Linked DNA regions of Homo sapiens: all the other regions are linked to region 3. Evidence: chromatin loops called from intact Hi-C (ENCODE). Cell type or tissue: PC-9. All regions are shown on one strand. Region 1 holds the start of LOC124903267 (small nucleolar RNA U13). Region 2 overlaps COL4A1 (collagen type IV alpha 1 chain). Region 3 holds the start of LOC101927712 (a long non-coding RNA gene). Region 4 overlaps MYO16 (myosin XVI). Region 5 overlaps MYO16 (myosin XVI). Region 6 overlaps COL4A2 (collagen type IV alpha 2 chain).

Evidence for each region. A loop is a pair of places that touch in the nucleus more often than their neighbours do. Peaks named below come from ENCODE experiments on the same cell type or tissue, not always from the same donor. Only the 100,000 strongest peaks of a DNase experiment are listed, where the experiment ranks them.
Region 1: it touches region 3 in a loop (4-fold over the local background); 4 of 110 quality-filtered maps call a loop at or near these places.
Region 2: a loop joins it to region 3, with 3 times the contacts of the local background. A loop is called at or near these places in 3 of 110 quality-filtered maps.
Region 4: it touches region 3 in a loop (18-fold over the local background); 2 of 110 quality-filtered maps call a loop at or near these places.
Region 5: it touches region 3 in a loop (11-fold over the local background); 13 of 110 quality-filtered maps call a loop at or near these places.
Region 6: a loop joins it to region 3, with 13 times the contacts of the local background. A loop is called at or near these places in 3 of 110 quality-filtered maps.

What each region holds. Positions count from the first base shown.
Region 1 is chr13:110,410,546-110,414,545 of GRCh38, forward strand. All of the region lies in intron 4 of COL4A2 (collagen type IV alpha 2 chain), which reads left to right. It overlaps LOC124903267 (small nucleolar RNA U13), which reads left to right and starts at 3,660; the gene lies at 3,660-3,761. RefSeq lists a silencer at 1,657-1,951. In PC-9, CTCF peaks have their summits at 1,910 (motif pointing left) and 2,115; a DNase peak (open chromatin) is centred at 1,786; H3K27ac peaks cover 1,705 bases.
Region 2 is chr13:110,207,708-110,211,707 of GRCh38, forward strand. COL4A1 (collagen type IV alpha 1 chain) reads right to left here. Exons shown (of 52, transcript NM_001845.6): 8 at 3,940-3,966; 9 at 2,422-2,505; 10 at 2,273-2,335; 11 at 1,685-1,720; 12 at 1,142-1,183. Among named protein-coding and RNA genes, the nearest start is that of LINC03082, 81 kb to the left of the region's middle. In PC-9, no CTCF peak of the experiment used is centred here; a DNase peak (open chromatin) is centred at 2,444; H3K27ac peaks cover 1,740 bases.
Region 3 is chr13:110,135,741-110,139,740 of GRCh38, forward strand. It overlaps LOC101927712 (a long non-coding RNA gene), which reads right to left and starts at 2,874. Exons shown (of 3, transcript XR_931726.3): 1 at 2,396-2,874. RefSeq lists enhancers at 611-1,225, 1,226-1,840 and a silencer at 2,769-2,848. In PC-9, CTCF peaks have their summits at 2,075 (motif pointing left) and 2,279; DNase peaks (open chromatin) are centred at 2,301 and 2,901; H3K4me3 peaks cover 2,193 bases; H3K27ac peaks cover 3,638 bases.
Region 4 is chr13:108,913,253-108,917,252 of GRCh38, forward strand. All of the region lies in intron 16 of MYO16 (myosin XVI), which reads left to right. Among named protein-coding and RNA genes, the nearest start is that of MYO16-AS2, 190 kb to the right of the region's middle. RefSeq lists an enhancer at 2,554-2,683. In PC-9, CTCF peaks have their summits at 2,071 (motif pointing right) and 2,271; DNase peaks (open chromatin) are centred at 2,059 and 2,619; H3K4me3 peaks cover 1,425 bases; H3K27ac peaks cover 2,770 bases.
Region 5 is chr13:108,960,119-108,964,118 of GRCh38, forward strand. MYO16 (myosin XVI) reads left to right here. Exons shown (of 35, transcript NM_001198950.3): 18 at 1,421-1,538; 19 at 2,306-2,377. Among named protein-coding and RNA genes, the nearest start is that of MYO16-AS2, 140 kb to the right of the region's middle. In PC-9, a CTCF peak has its summit at 1,597 (motif pointing right); a DNase peak (open chromatin) is centred at 1,623; H3K27ac peaks cover 1,290 bases.
Region 6 is chr13:110,442,619-110,446,618 of GRCh38, forward strand. It overlaps COL4A2 (collagen type IV alpha 2 chain), which reads left to right. Exons shown (of 48, transcript NM_001846.4): 17 at 3,211-3,264. Among named protein-coding and RNA genes, the nearest start is that of COL4A2-AS2, 19 kb to the right of the region's middle. RefSeq lists enhancers at 1,875-1,924, 1,995-2,184, 3,349-3,849, 3,850-4,000. In PC-9, a CTCF peak has its summit at 1,938; DNase peaks (open chromatin) are centred at 913, 1,843 and 3,543; H3K27ac peaks cover 102 bases.

The DNA of each region.
Region 1 (4,000 bases), 270 kb after region 3:
GTACATGACCCCCAGCACCTGTTCTTTTTCTCCCGTAGCTTTCCTTTTCTTCTTGGCGTCAAATTCGAAGCCACTTTCATACCCTTTTGTTTTCTTCACGACAAAATATGTTACTGATGTTACTGTTATATCAGCTTGGTTTGTTCAGAAATCAAAACAGTGACATCTTTCTTCCATCTGGTGGAAAGATCATCAGAACCCAGCTAGGTGGTATCAGTGAATATTTCCATTTCCCAAATAAAGAAACTGAGGCTCAGGGAAGGGCAGTGACTTGCCTGTGGTCATAGAACTGGCAGAGCTGGGATTCAACCCCGGTAGCACTTCAAATCTGGTACTCTTCCTTCTTGACTGCACGGGGCTCCAAATCACGTGAATCTGTGTTTAACTGATCAGTGTTAAATCACTTCGGTTTGTTCACAAACCAAATGGCCACCATTCTGCCCTTTTCTCCTCTCAGCTGCCTTCTTCTCGATGCTCTTAAGCCCTCACTCACGGCCTGTGGGGTTACTGCAGGGACTTCTACCACCGTCTCCCACGTCCCATCTCAGCTCCTATCTGTGGTCAGCACCCAGGCCTCCCTACAGGTCTTCTCAGCCACGACAGCCTTCTCCCAAGGAACCTGGGCCTCTGCGAAGCGGCCTCCTGATTCCCCACAACTCCCCTGGAACACAAAGCTCGTCTTCTCCAAGGTCCAGCTAAACCCTGCTTCAGAATATGCTTAAACAGCCAACCTTTTTAGCATGCAGAACTCCACAGCTGTTTAGAAAATCTTCCTAATGCAGCCTGTTTTCAACAACGAATCTGTTCAGAGAAGGTAGAGAAAGCATAGGTTATGTCTAAATATTTCCCTGGAGTGTGTTACTACTTCAGAGTATTAGCCTGCAGCTCCAGGGGCCTCCTCTGCATACCTTTTGACCAGCATTGCTAAAAAGTAACAGAAATGGCTTGTTTGGGTTTCACCTTCTTTTTCTACCCATCACTCTTTAGCAGGGAGGGGGATTAATGAGCCGTGAAATGGCTACATTTGAGCAGGGTAGGGTTAAAGCAGAGAAGCCATGTTCTTAAATCACCTCTGCAGGACTGTGGCTGGCTTGGTTTTGTACGGATTTCCATGAACCCCAGGCATACATTGTTTATTTTTGTAGACAATTTGTCCATCTGCTTTTGGCTTAATTATCGCTTCAGGAAGATCAGTGGAAAAGATGTATTCAGAGTCCAAGGTCATGTCTGTTCCTCAAGGGAAGTCTGTGTGGATGACAATGCCCTATGGAACTCTTTTGAAAAGCCCCATATGACTCTTCTCTTTCATATACCAGCCAAATGGCCCAAACCTCTCTGTGCCTCAGTTTCCTCACCATAAAATGGGTACAATGACAGTACCTACCTCGTAGAGGTTTGTGAGGACTACATAGGCTGACTGTTGGAAAGTGCTCCGAACAGTGAACAGTCTAGAGTAAAAATGTCAGCTGCTGTTCTAGCTTAGTCCCAACCAGGGGTCAAAGCTAATAACCTGAAACACTCTCTTGTGGACCCTCTGCAATGGGCTGGGCCTAACAGGTCCGCCAATACACAAATTTGGAACACTTTCCTTTAAGCAAGTCAAAGGGAAGGGAATTGTCCAACCAATCAGTGATTGAGTTTGTTCCACCACCCTGTAGAAAGGAAAATGGAATTCGATGTGCTCTTTCGACATCTTTGGAACTCTGCAGTCAGGACTTTCCCCATGGGAGGTGAGCTCCCCGTGACAAATGAGGGAGCTGCCCTCTCTCCCACTGAGATGAGTCATTGTAACCCAAAACAATCTCAAAATCTTTGACATCACTGCCGCTTGCAAATCTGTGCCTCCAGCCAAGGGCCGGTGGATGCTACTGCCTGCCACCTCGTGTTCACCACCAGAACTGCACGTCACTCCGAATCTGCTGACCTCATACCCTGGCATAGAAACAGTAAAAAGACCAAACAAAAACGTGTCTTTTTTGGACCCAAGGTTGAAATCTGATTTTAAAACAGAGACATTCAGTAAGCATTAAACATCTTCCTTTTATAGCTTTCTCACAGACCTACATTGACAAACTCACCCCTTCCCTCCATAACCTTTACGCCCCTGAGTCACAGTAGTTGCCCTGAATTGCTTACGCAGGTCTGGCTTATCACCGACAGTTGTCCTCAAAACACTTGGTTCAAATGTTACCAGAACTAAATTTGGAGGAGGGAGTCCTGGCATTCCAGAGCCCTTGCCTCATTTTCTAGCGCGATCCCAGCAGATGGTCTGATGTATCTCATCAGATGCTGAGCGCGGGCCTCACTGGCCCAGCCCTCCTTTCCACAAGTCTGGTGGTCTCCTTTTTTATGACTCCACTTGAGAGGCCTGGGAAACATTCTCCCTGATAATGCAGGTGATAAAACCAGATCATCTGGTGGAACGAACAATCAGAAATTCCACTGGGCGGGCACAGGGCTTGGAGAAGAGTTGAGATTGCGGATGATGTTTTCCGGTAGATGAAGGTGACTGAAGGAATTGAATGGAGGGTGGAGGGGACTAAAGGAGAGGGTGAAGTCCTCCACAGCATGACCCACTGCTGCTCGGCATCAGAAATTGGGAAGTCATTATAATGGTCAGAAACGTGGTCTAAAAATAGAAGATTCCATGTGGGAAGAACATGAATTTCGGAGCCAGGCAGAGGGGGTAAATAGCAGTGCCATAACGCATGTGTTTAACAGACAGCACATGGAGTGTGTTCTGTGTGTCAAATCCTGCAAGAGATGCCGGGGACAGAGTGTGAATGAGGCATGGTCCCTACCTCCAAGGGCCTCGCGGTCTCACGTGAAATGTGGGTACAGAGATGTAGTATGGCAGTGCCCTGCAGTGTGCCATGGGGAAGAAGCCCCGGCCGCCTCCTCCAGTTGTGAGGAGGGGAAGATGCCCCCAGAGAGCCCATGCTTGAGTCACATCCTCTAGTGACCCTGAGAGCCTCAGGCAGCGAGGGCTGCGTGTGCCATGGCCCTGAGGTTCCAGAGAAACTGGCCCAACCGCTAGGCACTCAGTTAGACTGGAGAGTGCAGTGCACTGTGCCAGCGTGGGAAGGGGTGTGCCAGGGCAGTGGGGGACAAAAAAACGCAAAGGCTATGGCGGGGTGGCTCGCAGAGCCTGCAGAGCTGACACAGTGGCTTGGGGGCAAGGCAGACAGGTCTCTCAGAGGCCCCCTTACCTTTGCTTCACAAATGAGACATGAGCCAGCAGTGCTTGGCGGTGGTGAGCAGCCGGGACTGTGATGTGGGACCCTCAGCATGTGGGACCCTCAGGGCTTGGGGAACGGTATTGCTGCATGCAGAGCACCACTGGGTCCAGGTGCTGTGGGTGAGAGGCTCATCTCTCTGGGCTGCCCCCTCACCTGTCTACGTGAGAATTAGACACACTCCATGGCTCCCAAACCTGCCTGTGAATCTTAAGTGCTTGGGGGCCTTGCTGAAAACATCAACTCCTGACTGGGCAGTGGCTCATGCCTGTAACCCCAGCACTTTGGGAGGCTGAGGCAGGAGGATGACTTGAGCCCGGGAGTTTGAGGCTGCAGTGAGCTATGACTGTGCCACTGCAGTCCAGCCGGGCAACAGCAAAACCCTGACTCAAAAGATATGTATTCCATATATATAAATTCCCTGTCCTTTTGTGGGTCATCAGCATGATGCTGGGGCGTTCACACTCGTGTGAGACATGCCTCTCTCAAACCTTGTTAAGATGTCAGCACATGACCCATCTCACATGAAAAAATTAAAAAGAAAAAAACAAGGAAAAAGAAAAATACATATATAAATTCTTCCCAGGCTCCTTCCCTTGACTCCCAAACTGCTAGACCAGAAAATTCACAAGGTCTGAGACTCCCCGTTGTTGGTACTTTGGCGGCCAGCCCAGGCCAGTCCTGGGACAGGGACCACTTCAGAACGATCACCCGGAACCCTGTTAAAATCCAGGACAGGAGAGGGCCCAAGTGCCCTGCCTGAT
Region 2 (4,000 bases), 72 kb after region 3:
TATGGGTGGCCACTAGCTCAGGAATAACCATGGAATCTGAACACCTGCAAGACACCTCCGGACTTGCGTGCCCCTGTATAGTGTATACTGGCTTCTGATGGCACGGAGGAAAGGAATACAAACTACCTAATAGAGCTTGAGAAAAAAGAAGGCATTTTAGGTAATCCCAGAATAAGACAACCATCAAGAGTCTCCCTCCTCGGGCATCCTAACTGCCGGGTACGCCTAAAAATTACAACTGCATACATTTCAGAGTCACTATATTTCAAAGTTTATGAAAAGACTGGGCCAAAATCTTGGGTGGCAAGCAGAGGCCACCTGCACATCCAGATCCATCCAGGCCCCACTGTATTGGGCGCTCTGGTTGTAATTGCCTCCACCAGCTTGGATGTCAGAGGAGAATCTGGCCTTCCACAGGCTGGCTACAGCAATGGCAGGCATCCCTTCTTAGCCAGTGCCTGCTTCATTGGTCTGATCCAGGGAAACTCCTGGAGAGGATCAGGGACCCACCACTTGCCTCCTCTCTGCAGGATGAAGCCACCTGCTGTGTGGTCTGTGCCCTCCCGGCTCCACACTGCATCTCCTCCCACACCCACTTGGTCCTGGACCTGCCCACCTCTGAGAAGAGAGGCCGGTGGTGCGGGGCCACTGCCAACCGTGCTAGTCCTAATTCTCCTGGTGGTGGCCCTGGACATGCCCGCCTCTGAGAAGAGAGGCCGGTGGTGAGGGGCCGCTGCCCACCGTGCTACTCCCAATTTCCTGGCGGTGGACTCCCGCTCTGCAGGGCTTACAGGGTTACTCATCTAATGGTCAAGTCCTAAATTTGACTCATAAATCCTAGGTCTGACCTCATCACTGACGAAGAAGAGTTTGAACTCTTTGTACAGATAATTGGAGTTAGTCTCGTTGTTCTCTGCTTGTCAGATCACAGAGCACTTCCATAAATTCTAGCGTACTGAATAAGCTAGAATAAATTCAATAATGCTGGCATTTTAAGGAAAACACTAACTACCAAATGCAAGAACATGCAGAGAAGAGTAACTATACTTGTAAGAGTCCAGACATTGATCCAAAGGTGGGAACTGTCAGGTGAGGACTGTGGTTTTCAACATGAAAGCACTCCAGAGCAATATGCACTCACCTTGTCACCTTTTGGTCCTTGAAAACTTAAGCCCATTTGTCCCTGTGGATTAAAAATTAGGCTCTCATTATTAGATTTGTCTACTTCGTTCAAAGTCATTCTACAAACCTCACACAAAATGCAATAAGATGGTAGATTTCAGGCAATAGCTTTGTCCCATAACTCTCATAAAATTTTCTGGAAAGTAACGATCATGCTGAATTCAATGTCTATGAAAAAGTTTTTAAAGTATGACTGATCAAAAATTCCAAAGACCTTTTTAAAAATTTACAGTTTTTAAACTCTTGCATTAGAAAACTAAGGGAAATATCAGTGTGATTCCAAAGTATTGACTAAGGGATGGATGAAAGAAAAGATCAATATATTGATAGATAATCAATAGATAATAAATGATATATGATAGATACTTAAAGGTATAGTTAGATATAGTGTTAATTTTCCAACTTTTTTTTAGAGACTGAAAGAATAAGAAGAGTGAGCTATAGCAATTTCATGATAGCCTTATACTAATGCCAAAGAACAAAAAATGAAAAGAACTTTTACCTTTTCACCTGGAGGGCCGGGAGGGCCTGGGGGACCCTGGGAGAGACAGCATTTTAATTAAATAGGATTCAGAACTCTAGGGAGCTTTAAGCCCTTCTTCAGGCTGACGTTATCTTAAGATTCTCTGGTCAACATGATAATTTATTTGTGAAATATTTTTCCTGGGCTTCCCCTCCCTCCCCACTCCTAGCAGGTGCAGGACCCTCAGGTGTGACCATACCAATACCAATCCATCTCCCCTGCTCCCTGGTGAAGTCACCTGGGGCACAGCCTGTCTGTCCATCTTTGAACTCACTCCCACAGGCTGTGACTATCAGCAGTACCCCGCCAGCCCCTTCAACCATGACTGCATTATTTGTTTCAGGGTATCAGTTTATGGTACTATCATCATCCCTTTCCCACAGCTCTGGGTATATGGGTACCGGGATGCCAGCCAAACGTTTAGTAAGAGGGAAGCTGATTCCGCCATGTCCAAATTAAGAGCGACCACAACTGTGTAAAGTTTTTACTAAATTATTATTTATTTTCAAACCTCAATATAGTTGTTTTTTAAATGATTGCCTCGGAGAGACAGCCCCCAAAACTTACTGGTGGTCCGGTAAATCCTGGAGGCCCAACAGGACCTTGAAGCCCTGGCAGTCCTGGTGGGCCCTAGAATGCATGAGAAAGAAATGAGTTCAGATGCGAACTGGGAGGGTGAGGTGGCACATGTTCATAATGATTCAGCAAATGCTTACTGGAGTCCCTGGGATTCCGGGAAATCCTCTTTCACCTTTCAACAGCATCCCGGGCACATGGCCAAGTATCTCACCTGGATCACCCTAGAGGATGAAGAAAGAAAATAGAAAGTTGCAAATATCGACATTCATGTAAAGAAGCTGAAAACTCTTTGATAGTTGGCATATATTAGTGTTACAGGACTAGCCTAAGTCTGGGATTTAGACCCCGTCTACACTGGAAATCAATAGCCTGGCCATCTCTCCCATCATGATTGCCGTCTTAATGGCCAGCGTTAACCACTGCCTGGTCAACTGAGCCGCAGCCGGGACTGAATGTAGAGACGGCAAAGCAAAGGGGTCTGCCACACTGCCCGAGGACCACCCCCAACTCTAGACAAGGGCCCTTGTCTCTGGTTGAAAGACTACTGCGTGACCACAGGCTCTCCTCACAAAACAAGAATTCTCTTTTGAGAAAAGGCTCAGGATGAATACTTTTATAAAAGCACGGCGTAATGGTAAATTTTATCTGCCAACTTGGCTAGGCCACATTATTGGGTTAAACACCAGACCAGATGTTTCTGTGAAGGGATTTTTAAAATGAGCTTAACACTTAAATCAGTAGACTCTGAATAAGGCAAATGGCCCTCCATAATGCTGGTGGGCCTCATCCCATCAGTTGAAGGTCTTACAGGATAAAAGACTGACCTCCCTGGAGGAAGAGGGAATTCTGCCCACACACCACCTTCAGACCCAAGACTACAACTCCACCCCTTCTCTGGTGTCTGGCCTGCCCACCTCACTCTGCAGGTTTTGAGTTTGCCGGCCCCCACAATCATGAGAACCAATGCTTTAGAAGCAGTTTCTCCTCTCTCTGGCCACACACACACATGCTCCTGGTTCTGTGTCTCTGGAGCATGCTAACACACAGGGCTATTATGAGGATCTATTTCCTACGTGTTCTGAATCACAGGAGCGAGCACAGGGACTCTCACCTTCATCCAGGTAAGCAGTTATCTCTACTGCAGCTGCTGAGACCTGTAAGCCTCCCTTTGACAAGGCTGATCCCAACATCCAGATGCCCGAGGTCCCCGCCCTGTGCCCAAGCACAGCCGACACATTACATGACTGCACAGTCTGAGGTCGGGCTGATGCCAGCAGCCGAGCCCCAAGACATCAACACCCCGCCTGGGAAAAGCTGCCCCAGGTTCCCTCCTGGGAAGTCTGAGAGGCACCCAGGGAGCCCCATTCTCCCATCTGCCTCCCCAGTTTGGGTGAAGTGAGCCTTCGCCACCACACCAGGCCTCCTTCCGCTGCTTATTCCCCATTAAGAAGCTGTGCCAAGTGTCTGAACGTTAGAGTCTGAGATCTGAGTTTGTGGGTTACTTGTACAGTCTTTTCATGTAACAGAGTTTAGGGAAGTGTGTTCAGAAACAATCGATCAGCCAAAGTGGTTTAAAGAGAATGTGCTTCTATGGCACTTGTTGTAAACAGATTCCCTGTAATGAATCCAATAAAGCAAAATAAAATAAAATGTACCTTCATCCCTGGTAAGCCTGGTGGTCCCTAAAAAAGAAAGTTTTGGTGTTAGTTTTGTTTT
Region 3 (4,000 bases):
TAATTTCAGGTATTATGAAATATTATTTATACTCAGCAGTATTCTAAAATGTGTCTTCTAGACAGTATTATTTAATGTATCAATAAAGAAATATGTATATTACTATGTTGATAATTTTTTAAATATTTTGATAAGTGCATTTTAATATAGTTTTCTTTATAATACTACGTATTTTAGCACATGCCTTTTTAAAATAAACATTTTTTTCTAAAAAGATTTCCATAGGCTCTGTTGAATTGCCACAACATACAGAACAAACAAACAAACAAGAACTCTGGGCTGGAGGGACATGAAGCAGGCATAGCCTTTCTTTGCATCTTTCTCCTTCCTCCTCCTCCCATCCTACTCCTCCCGGCTGGGGACCAGGCAGGGGCAAGGGAGAAGGGACCAGCCTTTTACAGCTGAACTGTGGAAGTAAAGGCCCTCCCCACACTGCCCTGAGCCTTCTGTGGTCCCCAGGCATTCTCGGGGTGAGGGTGAGGGGGTCTGCAGATGAGTTTTCCCCAGGCCCTCCACCCTGGAGAGCCCTCAAACTTCTCTCTCCATTCTCGCTTCACACCCTGCCCCCCTGTGAACCCTGAATATCTGAGAAAGGTATCAGTCAATTTAGGAATTTTACTTTGCCAGAGTTAAGGATGCACGCCTGTGACACAGCCTCAGGAGCTCCTGATGGTGTGTGCCCAAGGTGGCTGGGGAGACATAAGACATCAATCAATACATGTAAGATGAATATTGGTTCCATCCAGAAAGGGAGGACAACTCGAAGCAGGGAGGGGGCTTCCAGGTCACAGGTAGGTGAGAGACAAATGGTCACACTCTTTTGAGTTTCTGATGAGCCTTTCCAAAATGGGAGGCAGGTTTGCCCTAAGCAGTTCCCAGCCTGACTTTTCCCATTAGCTTAGTGACTTGGGGGCCCCAAGATTAATTTTCCTTTCACACCCCAAAGCATACCTCATAGCTTTCCCCAGAGAAGACTCTTTGTGGAGAGAGCCAGGAGAGCTCAAGCCAAGCTCTCTCCCACAGGCCCCAGACAAAGCTCACAGCCCCGGGCCCCCACAAAGCTGTGGGTGTGCCTTGCTCCGCCAGCTCTGAACTGCCCCCTCAGATGGGTGTGGGGGGTGCGAGCAGAATCCAGCCAGGGCTAGAGACACCCGCAAAGTCTGAGATGTTCCTGTGGCCGTGGGGTGTGGAGACAGGGAACTTGGCAAGGAAGATGTCCCCTCCCAGAGGGGAAAGCACAGGACCCCTGCAGACTGGAGTCTCCTGCCTCCTCCCCCACTCTCTCCTCCTCTCTTCTTCCAGAGGGGTGCAGCCTGGAGAGAGCTGGGTTGGCTGACAGAGCTGGGCTCTTTCAGCAGGACAGGAACCCTGCCCCCAACTGCTGGCAGCTCTCTTCAGAATATGCGGCGCTGTGGCCTCTTTTGCTTTAGCTGGGGCTCTAATTAGGAATTTGGACAATGGGGAAAGTCCCAGCCAATGTGTCCTGTTACCCCAGCAAAGCTGAGAAAACCACCCTCACAGGACTCCCCTGCCGTATTGCTTCTGAGGGCAATTCCCCTCACCACGTTCGCAACTTCAGTTCCTTAACGTGTTCCAGGAGCACTCACCCTCCATGCAACAAGGTGAGGCTGCCAATCCTTCCTATACTAGATACATGTGTGGCAGTAGCTGTTAACAGTGACATGGGGGAAGGCACAGGGCGCTAGAGGTTGAATTTCTTTAAGTACCAAGGAGGGCTTCTTTCTTTAGGAAGAAACCGCCCAACGACAGTAAGGACGCATACAGTGCCACGGATGCTCATTTGTAATTCCTTAAAAATGTGAGTTCTCATTGTATTTTTACTGTTATAATTCATATTTGCAAACTCTGGTGAAAGGCTTCATTTAGTATATTTGGAATAATTCTCCATCCACTTTCTTTCCAACACAGTTAGTTACCCGTTTAAAAAAAAAAAAAAAATGCATTGACCTGGCCACAGATCCTAATTAGCACCTAGTAACCTGCTTCAGGTTAACCTTGTTAAACACTGAATTAAAAAGGGCAATGCTGCTATAAATTGCACCTAAGCCATTCTGCAGAGGTGGAACTTCACAATCAGGGGACCCTGGTGCCACCTGCAGTCTGTCCTGGGAACGCGTCACAGATAGCAAGCCGTCCACCCACGTACAAATACACACTGTTGCATGGAGTGTCTAGCGAAGACTGCTTCAAAACCAGTCTGCAGAATTTCCTCATTTACATCGGAAAAATGAATATCCCTTAAGGCGGAGCTCCGCCTAGGTACATTTGGTGCGGAACTTGCCCCAAGCAGCAAGTCGTGGGGAAATGTGAAACCAGCAAGAACTGCCCCCAGGGAAATTGAAGATAAAACACAAAACCGAATTTAAAAAGTCACCTGCTGCTCCATTTCAAACTGGAAGTCTAAAAAAGGCATTTCCTGACGCTGGCGAGTGACTCAGTGTCACCGTGACTCAGCCGCGCCCGGTTGCCCACGAGGCGGGAGGGGGAGGCAGATGCTGCGGGCGGCGCGGGGAGCCGAGCCCGCGCGCTGCTATTTCGGGCAAGTCTGCGGCGAGCAGGGCCCGCAGTCCACGCGCACTCAGGAAGTACAAATAGGGCGTGCATCAGAGGAAGCGCTCCCCACGCAGAGGCTGTGGGAAAGTGATTCAGCGCTGCTAGAATCCCCCTCTCCCGCGCCCTTCGCAGCGCAGCCAGGGAGGGAGGGAGCGCGCCAGAGCCTCCTGCAGGTGCGCGCGGGGCAGGCGGGCGGGCGGGCGGCGCGCGCGCCCAGGGGGCCCAGGTGACCGCCTTCCGCGCGCACACAGCCGGCCAGGGCGCACCCGGAAGCCCGTTACCCAAAGGCAAGGCTTGTTCCAGCCTAAAGCAAACTCATCCACACAACGTCGCTAGCGAGTTCCGTTTCCCTGTTTCTGGGAATTTGTGACTGTCAAAACAAACGTTCAGGTGACCATTGCCCTAAACCGCACTGACGAAAGGGCTAAGGACCAGGGAAGGAGCTGGTATGAAAGGCTGTGAGTTCACAGGGTGCCACGTGCAGGGTTGGAGAGACCCCAGCCCCATCAGATCTCCTCTCTCCAGAAGCACCCTCCCTCTCCATCCCTCCAGAGGCCGGGGCCATGTGTCCACCCATGTGGAGGTGTAAGGAGAGCCAGAGGGAGAGGTTCCCACGTGGACCCAATGGCGAAAAGTCTTGCAGTCAAAATCACTTAGAAACATTCTGCGCAGAGCTGGCTGAGTGTTGGGTGACCAGGTGATTGATGCTCAGGCGTTAAGGGAACAATGGGCTGTCCTCTGCATGCTTTCAGAGCTGGAGGGGCCTTGCCACCGGCAGAAGCAGAAAGATCATTTAAGCAGCACCCTGAACAATGAGTGTTTTCAGAAAGTTATCGAACAGGCTTGTGAAATATTTTTCTCTTGATGTCTTTAAAAGATATTTTCACTTCTCCCGCGTGATTCAGGGTGGTTTGGAAGTGGGAGAAGAAGGAGGCTTGAGATGTTGAAGTTCACTGCAAAGTCCCTCCTTCAGGACTCTAATTATTAAATATTTTCTCTATATATACCTTGTCTATCCAAATGATCATGAACCTGGGATGGAGGATAGGATTTATTACCTTGTCTCCTCCCAAGGGGTCCAGAGAAAGCCATGTGAAATGAGGGGATGATTAATAAACATTAGATTGACTGATGACCTCCACAGTATGTGAAATTGTCTTTTATCAAAGCAGCAGGGAGACATAGTAGAGTCAGACAGGTATAACTCAAATGATCAGAAGGATAAGGATCAGAAGCTTCTGAGAACACGACTTGAAAACATCTCTTAAATCTGGAATAACAAAGGTTAAAGAAGATATGAATTATGAAAAGAATGATCTTAACAAAACCTCAGATACTTAAAAATTACTCTAGGGGACACCTTTTAATATTGCAGAGAGATCATCTTAGGCCCAATAAAACTAAATGCTATTTTTGCATCATGGGA
Region 4 (4,000 bases), 1.2 Mb before region 3:
ATTCATGAATACATCAGTTGGAGCATTTGTACAATGACAATTTCACAGGAAAACTTTAACGGTAAAGCAAGCTGTTTTTCAAGTTATAACATAGTATGTATACAGTATTTTTTGTTGTTTATGTTATACAGGTCTTCTCACATTTATAATGTTGGTGGATCTTCTCACTTTTGCAATGTCGGTTGGGTTTGAGAAGTTCATATTTGTTTAATGTTTAAATTTAGGTTGGTATCTAATCTTTATTTGGTAATTATGAGTATTAAGTTCCATAGTTTTGGAAACTGTTTGGCTTGTTCACAATTAGAAATGTAAACCTGAATTTGCGAGCTTTCTAACCTTTCACAAACTGATGGTCTTCTGAATCCCTTCCTTAAAATTGGTACCCATAGGTAAAGGATATTGCTATTTGTAAAATGCTCAATACCATATGTTAAAGCAAACTAAATATGGCTGGAGGAGGACTCCGTGCTTCTGTATTTGAGTCCTTGTGGACGAACTATAACCTAGCTTAATAGGCAGACAAGACTGAAAACCCAACTTAGGTGTATGTGCCTGTAACAATAGCTGAGTCTTGGCCAATCCCAGCGGCCATACTTCAACCACTGATAGACTGCTGAGTGTTCAGTTGTTCAAATAGAGCAAACACCAACCTGTAACCAATCCAGCTGTTTCTATACCTCACTGCCGATTTCTTTATGGCACTTCCCTTTTTTTGTCTATAAATTTGTTCTGACCACGAGGCATCCCTGGAGTCTCTCTGAATCTGCTGTGATTCTGGGGGCTGCCTGATTCTACATATATGTAGTATATCTACTATTATTAAGTAGATAATTATATCTACTATTGTTAATAATTAGTGTATTTACTATTGTTAATATATGTATTATATATACTATATTATATGTAGTATATCTACTATTATTAAGTAGATAATTATATCTACTATTGTTAATAATTACTGTATCTACTATTGTTAATATATGTATTATATTTACTATATTATATGTAGTATATCTACTATTATTAAGAATGGCATTATTATTGTCACATCTTCTTGTCTGATGTTTTTCAAAATAATATTGCTATTCCTATGATGTAGAATAAACCAGCCTACATGTGACCACATGAACACAGCATCTCTTTGCTCACTCACTTATCCCACAGTGTAGCTTTTAGTGGAATTTGGATGAAGTACACTAAGTCCTAAAGCAAACACTACAAAACTTACAAGCCTTCTTCCTTCAAATTCATTCTCTCTCTTCTTCCTTCATAGCAACTCACTAGATACATGAATCAAAATAAAATATACATGCATCAGTAACTGTGAGCTAAAGGCATATTCAATACTTATCGTATCTTATGTGATTAGACCTCCAGAGAGAAGAAAACATTGCTGTAATTCCCTTTTTTTTCTTTTATTTGCTCTGTCGCCCAGGCTGGAGTGCAGTGGTGCTATCTTGGCTCACTGCAACCTCTGCCTCCCTGGCTCAAGCGATTCTCCTGTATCGGCCTCCTGAATAGCTGGGATTACAGGTACATGACACCCCATCTGGCTGATTTTTGTATTTTTAGTAGGGACGGGGTTTCACCATGTTGGCCAGGCTGGTCTTGAACTCCTGACCTCAAGTGATCCACCTGCTTCAGCCTCCCAAAGTGCTGGGATCACAAGCATGAACCACTGCGCCCGACCTGTAATTTGGTTTTATCATTAAAGCTACAAAAGTGCTGTTTAGCTTTGACTCTGTTTTTAGAACTAAAAATGTTGAAAGTATCACATGAAAATTTATGGAGGTTTATTTCAGCATAAAATGAATGTAAAACTACTTTCCTGTTTGTAACATAGGAATGATATCTAGAAACAGCAGATAGGACGTGTGCCTAACTTTAGAATATAAGTGATACAGATATAGACATCACCTCCTAAGGCTTAGCTGCATGAAAACAGTATTTATAACACTTTGCATAAGCATCTTCCTCCACAGATTATTAAAACAACAAGAAAAAAAGTCTGTAGGTTTCTATATTTTGAGCTGTGGCAGTAAGACTGCACGGATCTGGAATTCCACAAGATGGCGAGCTCTCCATAAAGTCAGACGAGAAAAACAAAACAAAACAAAAATCCAAACCAAGAAATTAAAATAAAAACAGAAAAATGAAGAAACACAAACACAAATGCTTGTTACCAAAAGTTTCTTTTTCACTTACGGTTCTTCCTATATTGACTGCTTCCCCCTAACCCCCTCACCAGCAGCTGTTTGTTTTACAAGGGCTATTTCAATTTTTCTTACCCTTTGTATATTATACAAACGTTACATTTGGGGAACGAATGTAATTTCTGCTTTTGGGAATTGAGATTTAATGAAAGCCAGAAATAGTCATTCATTGTTTATCTTCAGCATACTTTAAATAGCTTAGATGGGTTTAGTCCCAGAAAAGCTAGGTTCCTAAATCCAAAAAGTTATTCTGAATCTCTTTTTGTATTGATTAATGGTGGAAATGATTGTGGTGCTGCAGGATAACATTTGTGAGTAAAGGTCAAATTTTGAATGCTAAGTTGAAAACAAGCAGTGTTTGACTCAGAGCATGTGACCTGTTTCTAACCCATGTGGCCATGAAAGGAAAAGCTGAGTCACCGCGCGCTTGAACTTGTGATCCTGCTGGGAGCCGTACCTGTCACGGGGAAGCCACGGCAAGCAGCTCCCGTGAAGGTTTGGTTTCTGCTAAGGGCTTATTATGAACAGGGAACCTAATCTGAGAGTGTCACATAATGTTTAAAAAGAGGTAAGGGAAAACTTAAATACTATTTGGAGGTGAGTCTTCATAATTATGTGCTATAATAAGCTGTTTACTTAGTAAGTAGCTTGAAGGTGCTCCCAAGACAAAAGTTCAAGACAGGAGGTGCTTTCACCAGATTCTCACAGACTCCATTATTAATAACCTAAGTGACAGTCACAGTCATGATCAGCACAGTTCATGGGGCACTTCCCATGTGCCAGGCACTCTCTGAAGTGTTTGTTCACTCACTGAATCCTCACCCGCAGCTAAGCAGAGGGTGCAAGGCTGTGTCTGTATTGTATAGTGAGATGTCACCCAGTAGCCAAGATCTGAATCCAGGCCCTGCTGAATTTATGCCTAAATTGTCTCCACAACAATGCTGCCTACAAAATGGCAATACTGTCTTTATCTCCTCGTGTCACTGAGATTTTAAGGCAAATGAAAGAGAAAGCACAAAGTCAAAGTCTGCATGTCTGTCTTTATTTTGCATTGCTGAAGCAAAACTAACTTACGACGTTCTAGGGATTGCCACCTCTAATGACTATAAAAACAAACTACGCTAGGTCTTTATTTTAATCTAGAAGATCATAAAAATTTTAGAACTAACAGAGCTTTTGTTACCCTAGGTGGACAGTGTAGCCATTATATGAGTGTTAGACTACCTGTGTAAGTTAGCAAGGACATTTCACTTTGAAATGAGAATGAGAGGAATTGGGTCAGTGGCTTCCGTCCTGCCTTCTGTTCTTGATGTTATATATAATAAATCAGAAGCCAGATATGTCACTTGTTCAAGGATATTTAGCTGGAATATTTGGTAAATGACAGAGGTGGATTTCAAACTAAGGTACGTTTGGTTTCAAATTTCTGTTCATTGGAACTTCTTGATTGGTAGTGTTAGATTCCCAACTCTAACACATTTAAAGAAAAAAGAAAAAGGGGGAGTGTTGAGATGAGGGCGTAGCTGAAGAGAGCGGAGGTTATGTTTGCCCCAGGAATGTGAGATGCAGAAACTCGAATGTGAGATGCAGAAACTCAAATGCGGCTTCTCTCTGTCACACTCATGCACATGGCACATGCACGCACGCACACACACACATCAGTTTTACTTTGTATGTGTTTTCTAACACAGAAGAGAACGTGACCACGTGCTGCCCTAGGCCCCCTAACTTAAGAGCAACTCGTCTCTCTGCCAAAAGGCCATCTTGGTGGCTCAGCCCAGGTCTTA
Region 5 (4,000 bases), 1.2 Mb before region 3:
TCAAAAACATTAGCTGGACACTATTTTTTGCCTGTAGTCCCAGCTACTCAAGAGGCTGAAGTGGGAGGATCACTTGAGCCCGGGAGGTCAAGGCCGTAGTAAGTTATGATTGCGCCACTACACTCCAGCCTGGGCAACAGAGTGAAACCCTGTCTCAAAAAAAAAAAAAAAGGAAAAAAAATAAGTTGACAAGTAGTTAAGAAATTTGAGAGGCTTGAATAATGCCATTTTATACAGCATAAGTAAATTAAATTTGAAAAACAAATTTATGATTTAGGGGTTAACCAAAAACATTTTTATATGTATATCACTTTCATAAAATATTATTATACCTGAAAATTAGAGATCATTCTTTTCAATGCTCTCACTTTAAAATTGGTAAAATCATACCTTATTATGAAAACTACAAGCTCTGGGGAAAATCACGGAAGTCTCAAGAAGTGTATTGTTTCCACTGTGTATTTATAAAGCACATCAGCATTGTTCTTAGAACCGCTTCCACAGTAGTTAGGGAAGGAGTTTTTGTTCTCAAATTACAGATTAGGAGACTGAGAACAGAACAGGCTATGCCACTTGCCCTTCACGGGGCTCAACCTGTTTTACTGTTGATATCATCATGCTAAATATTTGACATTCTAGAAAAGTACAGTTTAACTTGCAGCTTTTTCTTGATTTTTCATTCTTGCCAAAAAATGACTATCCAAAATCAAATTTAAGGTCTCATTTTTTTTATGCAGCGTTCCAGATTCTCTTTCAGCATTCTCTTACTTCCTGCTACCCTCTGCTCAAAGATAGCTCTTGCCAACATCCATTTTTTTCTGTTTTCCTTAAAATACCTTAAAAAACAATTAGCATTTTTTGAGTCTAGGCACAGTTGTTTTCATTAGGCCTCCTTTAGTTTTTCCAGGAGAAGTAAACAATTCTGTAATCATCGTGTTAATTTATCTCATAAGAGAGATAGCGAAGAAATGAACACCATGATGTAGGTTCTTGAATGAAGCGGCCACAGCAACTGCAAAGTCTAAATAGCGTCCAACGTGAGCCTGGAGAGGAGGGGGAGTGAAGTCTAACCTTACAAGTGAAGCCCAGCCAGTCAAACCCTAAGCACACAATTATTCATTTTTGTTATTACAATTATCTACAAGCTGTTAATTTATATCAGAATATTATTTCCTGACTCTCTTATATTTCAGGAACAGGAACATTGATTTAGAGAAAATATGTTTTGAATTATGAGGTTTTGATGTTGAGGTAGAGACTGGTAGTTTTCTTGCCATATCGAACATTTGGGATCTGCAAACTCCCAACCTCATTAATAGGGTCATCATTTTTGTAACTTACTTTTAGATATTTAAAAATTTTGCCTTTTAATCTTTCTTCTAAGCACCCTATTCATTCTCTCTGTTTGTAAAATGCATAGGAGGTGGAGAATCTGTTCGTAATTCTAGCAGCAATATTGCACCTTGGAGACATTCGGTTTACTGCCCTGAATGAGGGGAACTCCGCCTTCGTTTCTGACCTCCAGCTCCTGGAACAAGGTCAGTGGAACATGACCTTCTGACATTAACCACATTGATGTGCAATTTTGTAGATCTACCAGTAGATGGCGACATAGTACAGAAAAGCCAGTTGGCTTAAACCCTTTCCTCTATAGTAGAATTCAGTGAGGGGGGGAAATTGTCTACTTTGTTTTTTCTTAAAATCTGTTGTGGAAATGAGTAGCAAGATGTACTTTTATGTTCTCATTCTGTGCACCACATTAGCAACACTGATTCTTTAGCACATACTTGTTGTTTATTTATATTGTTCTAAGTACCCTTCACCCCACTACCCAGTGTATTTTGGGAGCATGTTATTAGCTCAACATTTTAAACAGAATGTAATTAATTCCCTTTCAAAGATCTTGCCAAAAATCTCTCTCTTTGAAGTTGCCTCGTTAGTCGCTCCCAGATTTTTAAAAAATACCTTAAAACCACAGATTGTCAGGAAACAACATATCTTCACCTATATCAAAGAGATTTAACCAGGTACCTGGAAAAAAACAATTCCATACCATCTGTGAGGACAGGGAGGAAAAACATCCGCTGTGATTTAATGCACAGAACTGTAAGAACTCATTAATATTTTGATTACTGTAAGATGTTTCTCTAGTTGAATTTGACAATTACAGTGGTAATGACTTTTTAAAATACTCATGTTTTGTAATGTGCCTATATAAAACTTATCAATTATGGCCATAAAATTCAATGTTCTTGGTATCAAAAAATATACTAACTTTATGTTTATAATGCTGATTTAATTTTAGTGGCTGGAATGTTACAAGTATCAACAGATGAATTGGCATCTGCCTTAACAACTGATATTCAATATTTTAAAGGTAATTTTTTTATGCTCTAACATCTTTGTGCAATTTAGAATCAAATATGAAAATTAAATACAGTTTGACTTGTCCCCACTTAGTGAAACTATTTCTATGAATTGAATGCCAAATGAGGAAAGCATTCTGAGCCTGTTTGGTCATTTGACATGACTATAGTGTAGACTCTTTATGCTCCTGAGAGACCATTTTGCCTAACTGGTCACCCTTTCTAGATAATCTGTCACCTTAGAAAAACAAAACCATCAATCCAAGAGGGTTTCTTCAAAGAAAATATTGGATCCATTTGCATGTGTGGTGCCATGCTGCACTCTTCAATGAAGGACCAACCTTTTCCTGCTACCTCATTGGTTAGAACAGCTGTCATTTATTGGACATATATAAACTGATAGGCATTGTGCCAAGTCCTATAAAAATTGTAGTGTTTGAATTCTCACAGATTGCTCTGATGTGGGCATTACTATTTCCATTTTAACAGAGGGGAAAACTAAAATTCAAATAAGTTAAATAACTTTGAACCTCAAATCACTAGTAAGTGACATGTTTGGAATTAGAATCTAGCGCTGTCTGACTCCCAGATGACATGCTTAATCTCTATGCTACATGCATCTCTACTCAGTGAACAAAGAGAGTGGTTTTCCCACATGATCTTCAAGTACTCACTCTAAATGATGGCCTTACTATTTTCCTCTTTATTGTGATTGTGAGAACTCACCATTCATCTAATCTTTTTTCTCTAAATCGCTACTATTCTTTCTCTATGGCCTTTTGGGCCTATGTGCATGTATTTAGGTAGGTGAGTCATTATTCCTGCCTCACTTCTACTCTCAGAATATCCCCAAACGTAATGAATCTCCCCATTGTTCACTCAGTTGCCCAAAAGTTATACTTGATAGCTCTTTCTCTTCTACCTCCTCCATGCATAGGTCAGACACACGCCATAAATATCTCCCATTCCTACTGCCTTCCCTTCATTTTCATCAGCACTGCTGAATTTATCATTCTTTCCCTGCCTTACAGCAAGACACTCCTGGTTCCTCTTTTATCTCACCTTATCTCAACTTGCCCTCCTTCCACACTACTTCTGAAATAATCTTTCTGAAATGCAATAGGCATTTCAGGAATAAGGCCAACAGTCTTTCAAAGATACACCAGCTCATCACTTTAGATGGCTTAGGAGGCCCCACTGGCACCCTTGCCTCCAGCCACACTAAGCATCTTGAAGACATTGTTCTTCTTCGCACCTTCTTTTGAGAAACATTGAGCTCACTATTAGTATCTATGATTTCCTCTGCTTACACCACCCTCACTTGCTACCACCACCCTGTGGGTGACCCACCTGCCCTCCTCAGTCACATGGCTCTAGGAACGTCAATTTCACAATGTCATAAATGGCCACACCCACTTTCACTGCCCCTTCCCCTTGTGTTGTTCCATCTCGATGGCCTTGAACTTGCAGCTCTCTGACTACATTTTCCGCCAGTATCAGTAGGTATCCTTCCTCACCCGTGCTTCTAACAGATTGGAAACACCTCAACCCGCATTGCACGTGGACCCCGCCCTGTTCCTAGTCTCCTGCTCTGCCTGAGACGCAATGGTCAGCAAGTTTGGCCAAGGCCATAG
Region 6 (4,000 bases), 310 kb after region 3:
GGTTGCCTGTCATCCCCACTGAGATTGTCAGAACTTCTATTAGTTCCAGCCTTTTCTAAAAAGGAATGGAGACGTAGCATTTATGAATTTGGTTATATTCAATTTTCTGATAAATTAGAGATGGTTTCGTCTCCTCTTTCTAGGGGAAACATATCTTTAGTAACTGAGCAAATGCTGTCCACAGTGTTATTTTATAATTTTGAAATAACTCCACAGAGTTATTTTATAATTTTGAAATAACTCCACAGAGTTATTTTAAAAAGTGTTCGTTGAGACCTAGTCTCCTTTGAGGAATACATGCCACACCAACACGCGTCGTGTTGTGGGAAGTCCCCCCTCAATAGGACCATTGTCCTCTATGAGGACTGTCCAGGACTTCAGGGATGTTGCATTTGCACAGGCTGCAGTGTCGATGACTTGGACTCACCAGATGCAGCCTCAGTGTTCCCTGTGGCTGTGTGTAGGTTTCCTCTGCAAAGCTTGAAGTGGCAGACATGACCTCAGATTGAGTTCTTTTATGGAACTCTCACTGTCTTTAGTCTTTTATACTAAATCGCATCTCATTTGCAGGCTGGCAGGGTTTCTTTGCAGAGGCGCCTCTTTCAAGAGGCACATGCGTTCTATTTAGCCTAACAGGTGCTCCCTCGGCCACTGCAATGAAAAGGGTACAACAGGCAAATGAAGAACAGAAAGATAACAGGCCAGTTCACACCACGAGAGACAGCAGACTGCTTTTAAGCTTTAGAAACATGCATCTCCCTAAAAAAGCCTAGCCATACATTCTTTTCATCTGTTTGTGTCAGCTAGTCCCTGAGGACTTCTGCCCAAGGACTTTCCTTACTCCAGTTATTTCCACCCTTGAAAAACATAAAATCAACCTTGTACTTCTAAAATTGCATAATCAGAACTTCCTATGAATCATATATATGACCTCACTGAATTCAAATGAGTGATAAGTTATTAGATTTGGGGGAGGGCCGGGGAGAAAGGAGGTTGCAGTTTCAAAGCCCTTCACAGTTATCCATTCTAAAATAGTGATCTGCATGTCAGTCTCCTGACCTCAGCTTTCCCTAAGGGTGGGCTCTGTGGTGAGCTTGCTAGCAGGAGTACAGACCTTGCCTGGAAGCGGGGTCTCAGGGAGCCCGGCGGAGCCTCCACTGGGTCCTTCCCGGGGTGGTTGCCAGCCTGACTCTGGGAGCGCCTGGGTGATTCCTCCTTGGCCATCCCTGCGCCTCCCCGACCCTGTTGTGTTTGCCACTGAGAAACAGAGAGGAAAAAGTTTTGATCGTCATTTTGACTTAGGGTTCCCGCCTATCTGGGTTTCACTGCCAGTGGTCTCAGATGAACCCTGAGGGTGCATTTTCTCCTTAAGTCGTGCATAACCCTCAGCCTCCCCCGAGTCAGTTGACCTGTTGACCTGCCGCTGGGAACTCCCCTGGAAAGTTTTAGCTCATTGCTTTGGCTCTTGGGGTTCCAGCTGCCTCAGAGGAATCCTGAGTGCTTCTTAAGTTGTCCCCCTTCCCCAATGGGTTTTCTATAATGCCCAGTGCATTTCAGATGGTTCAAAGTGCCCATGCTGTCTTGGACCCTTCAGCAGAGATGGCAACACGTGGTGTCTGGGGTGCTTGTTTTGTTTGCTGAGGATGCCACAGCATAGGTGTGTGATGCTCGTGGCCCAGAGTGAAGCTCAGATTTGACAAATTCCAGGGCACCCTCTGAGCTGGCCAGTCTGTGGCTGTGCTCACAGCTCCCACTGAGTGTCCAGCTGCCAGCTCCTGTCATGCCAGGTACTTGAGGATTCCTAGCTTAGCTTATGACGTGGCCTCTAAACAGGACCTCATTTTTAAAATCACAGAAGTTTGTCTTTACTTTTGAGTCTTCAGCTCCACCTAGCGTGAGAGAAAGTCCGGGTCCAAACCACAGGACCACAACAACACACACAAAGTGAAGCCCGTCTCAATTCAGTCTAAACAACATGACTTTCAGCACACCTGCTCCTGGGTGTCAAGATAACCTCGAAAGTAATCAGAGAATGGACCTTTCTTATACCTGTGGCATCTGGCATTCTGAATTTTGAGAGCTGAACCATGCATGTTCTTTAAAAGAGGGAATACATTGCTAGATTTTTAGAGAGCTTTACTCTTCTGTCCAGATACCTCATGATATGACTCAATGATAAACTTTTTCTTTCAAAAAATGTTCAAGGGAATGAGAAAACAAAACTTAGTGTTATAGTTGTTTTCTATTTTTGAAACAGGGTCTTGCTGTGTTGCCCAGGCTGGAGTATGGTGGTACCATCACAGCTCACTGCAACCTCAAACTCCTGGGTTCAAGCGATCCTCCCACCTCAGCCTCCCAAGTAGCTGGGACTGCAGGTGCCTGCCACCATGCCCGGTTACATTATGTATTTTTTGTAGAGGCAGGGTTTCACTATGTTTCCCAAGCTGGTCTCAGACTTCTGGGCTCAAGTGATCCTCCCACCTTGGCTTCCCGAAGTGCTGGGATTACAGGCATGAGCCACCATACCCAGCAGAGATTTTTTTTAATGAAGAGAAAAAACTCTAACTTAAGAAACCTTAATGCGTCTATTTTGGTACTAAATGAAGATTTTCAAAACCTACCCTGGGAGAGAGTTTCAACAGTTGGTTCAGGTTGTCAACACCTGACCCCACGATCAATCATAAAAGCAACCCGACACTCATATCTTCTGTAGGAGAAGAGGTGCCCAGCATCCTCCGCAAATGATCCCTGCTGAAAAGGGGAACCTGCACCTAGGGCAGCCTCCAGCCCTAATGACTCACGTGGAGGAAACGTGGGGTTAGAAGAACAGATTGTACAACACCACGGGGGTGAGACTGACTGCAGCCCACCACAAAGAACATCTGCAGCACAGATGACCCAGTGTCTTCAACAACCACAAAATGATACTAAAAACATAGAAAGGAAGAAGGGACTATTGTGAATTAAGTGAGAATTCAGAGGCATAGCATCCAAGTGTTATATTTGGACTTTTTTGGCTCCTGGTTCTAGCAAAGCAACCTTAAAAAGACATTTTTGAGACCCAAGTCAGGGAAAATTGAGCACAGACTGGGTTAATACATGACTTTAATAAACTGTTGTTCATTTTGTGAGATATAATAATGCCATTGCAGTCCCTTTTTGGAGTTATACATCAGAGACAAAAATTAAAAGCAAATATCTTTCTTGCAGGGAAGCCGAGGCCTGGATGGCTATCAAGGGCCTGATGGACCCCGGGGACCCAAGGTGAGCCCGTTTCTCATGTCTTTGCCACTTATGGTGTCTCGCCCACCCTGGCTGGCCTTACTCCCCTCTTGATGGTGTCCTGTGGAGGCATCCCCTGCCCTAAAAAGTACAAGATCCCCAAATACACGGCCTCTGACACTGGACAGACGAGGTGGATGGTGACCTACGAGCCACGTGTGCTCCCTGCCAGGGAGAAGGGTGCCACCTGCCACTCAGGGCCACGTAGGGGTGCGCTCAGGCACAGAGGAAGCCAGCAGCCCTGGGGAAGGCAGGCCTTGTAGTAACAAGAGGGTGCGGTGCCCCTGGTTTCCAAGGGAGGATGTGGCTTGTGTGAGTAATTCCTGGGCTTGCAGGGAGGGGAGACCATTAGGTGGAAGACCAGGTGGGTGCTGCTGGTCTAGCTGAGAGGGGAACGCACCCGTGGGGAACCTGGGTGGGGGCACATCTGGAGAGGACTTCTGAGCCGGGTGAGGCTCAAAGAGGTGAAGGTGGTGCGCGGGATGCTGCCTTATGACAAATGCTGCCTTACGACACAGATGGCGCTCCACGGGGGTCCTGCGGCCGCATCATCTCCCAGCCCACCCTCGCCAGGCGGCTCGGCTATCACTACCCAAAATGTAATAGTCTGAACTACAGAAAGCACAGTCTCCTGGCATTCGACAAGGATTTCAAAATGAGATGAGCCCCTGCCTGTCTTGTTCTCTTTGGGCACCTGTGGCTGGTGGCTGGGATGCCA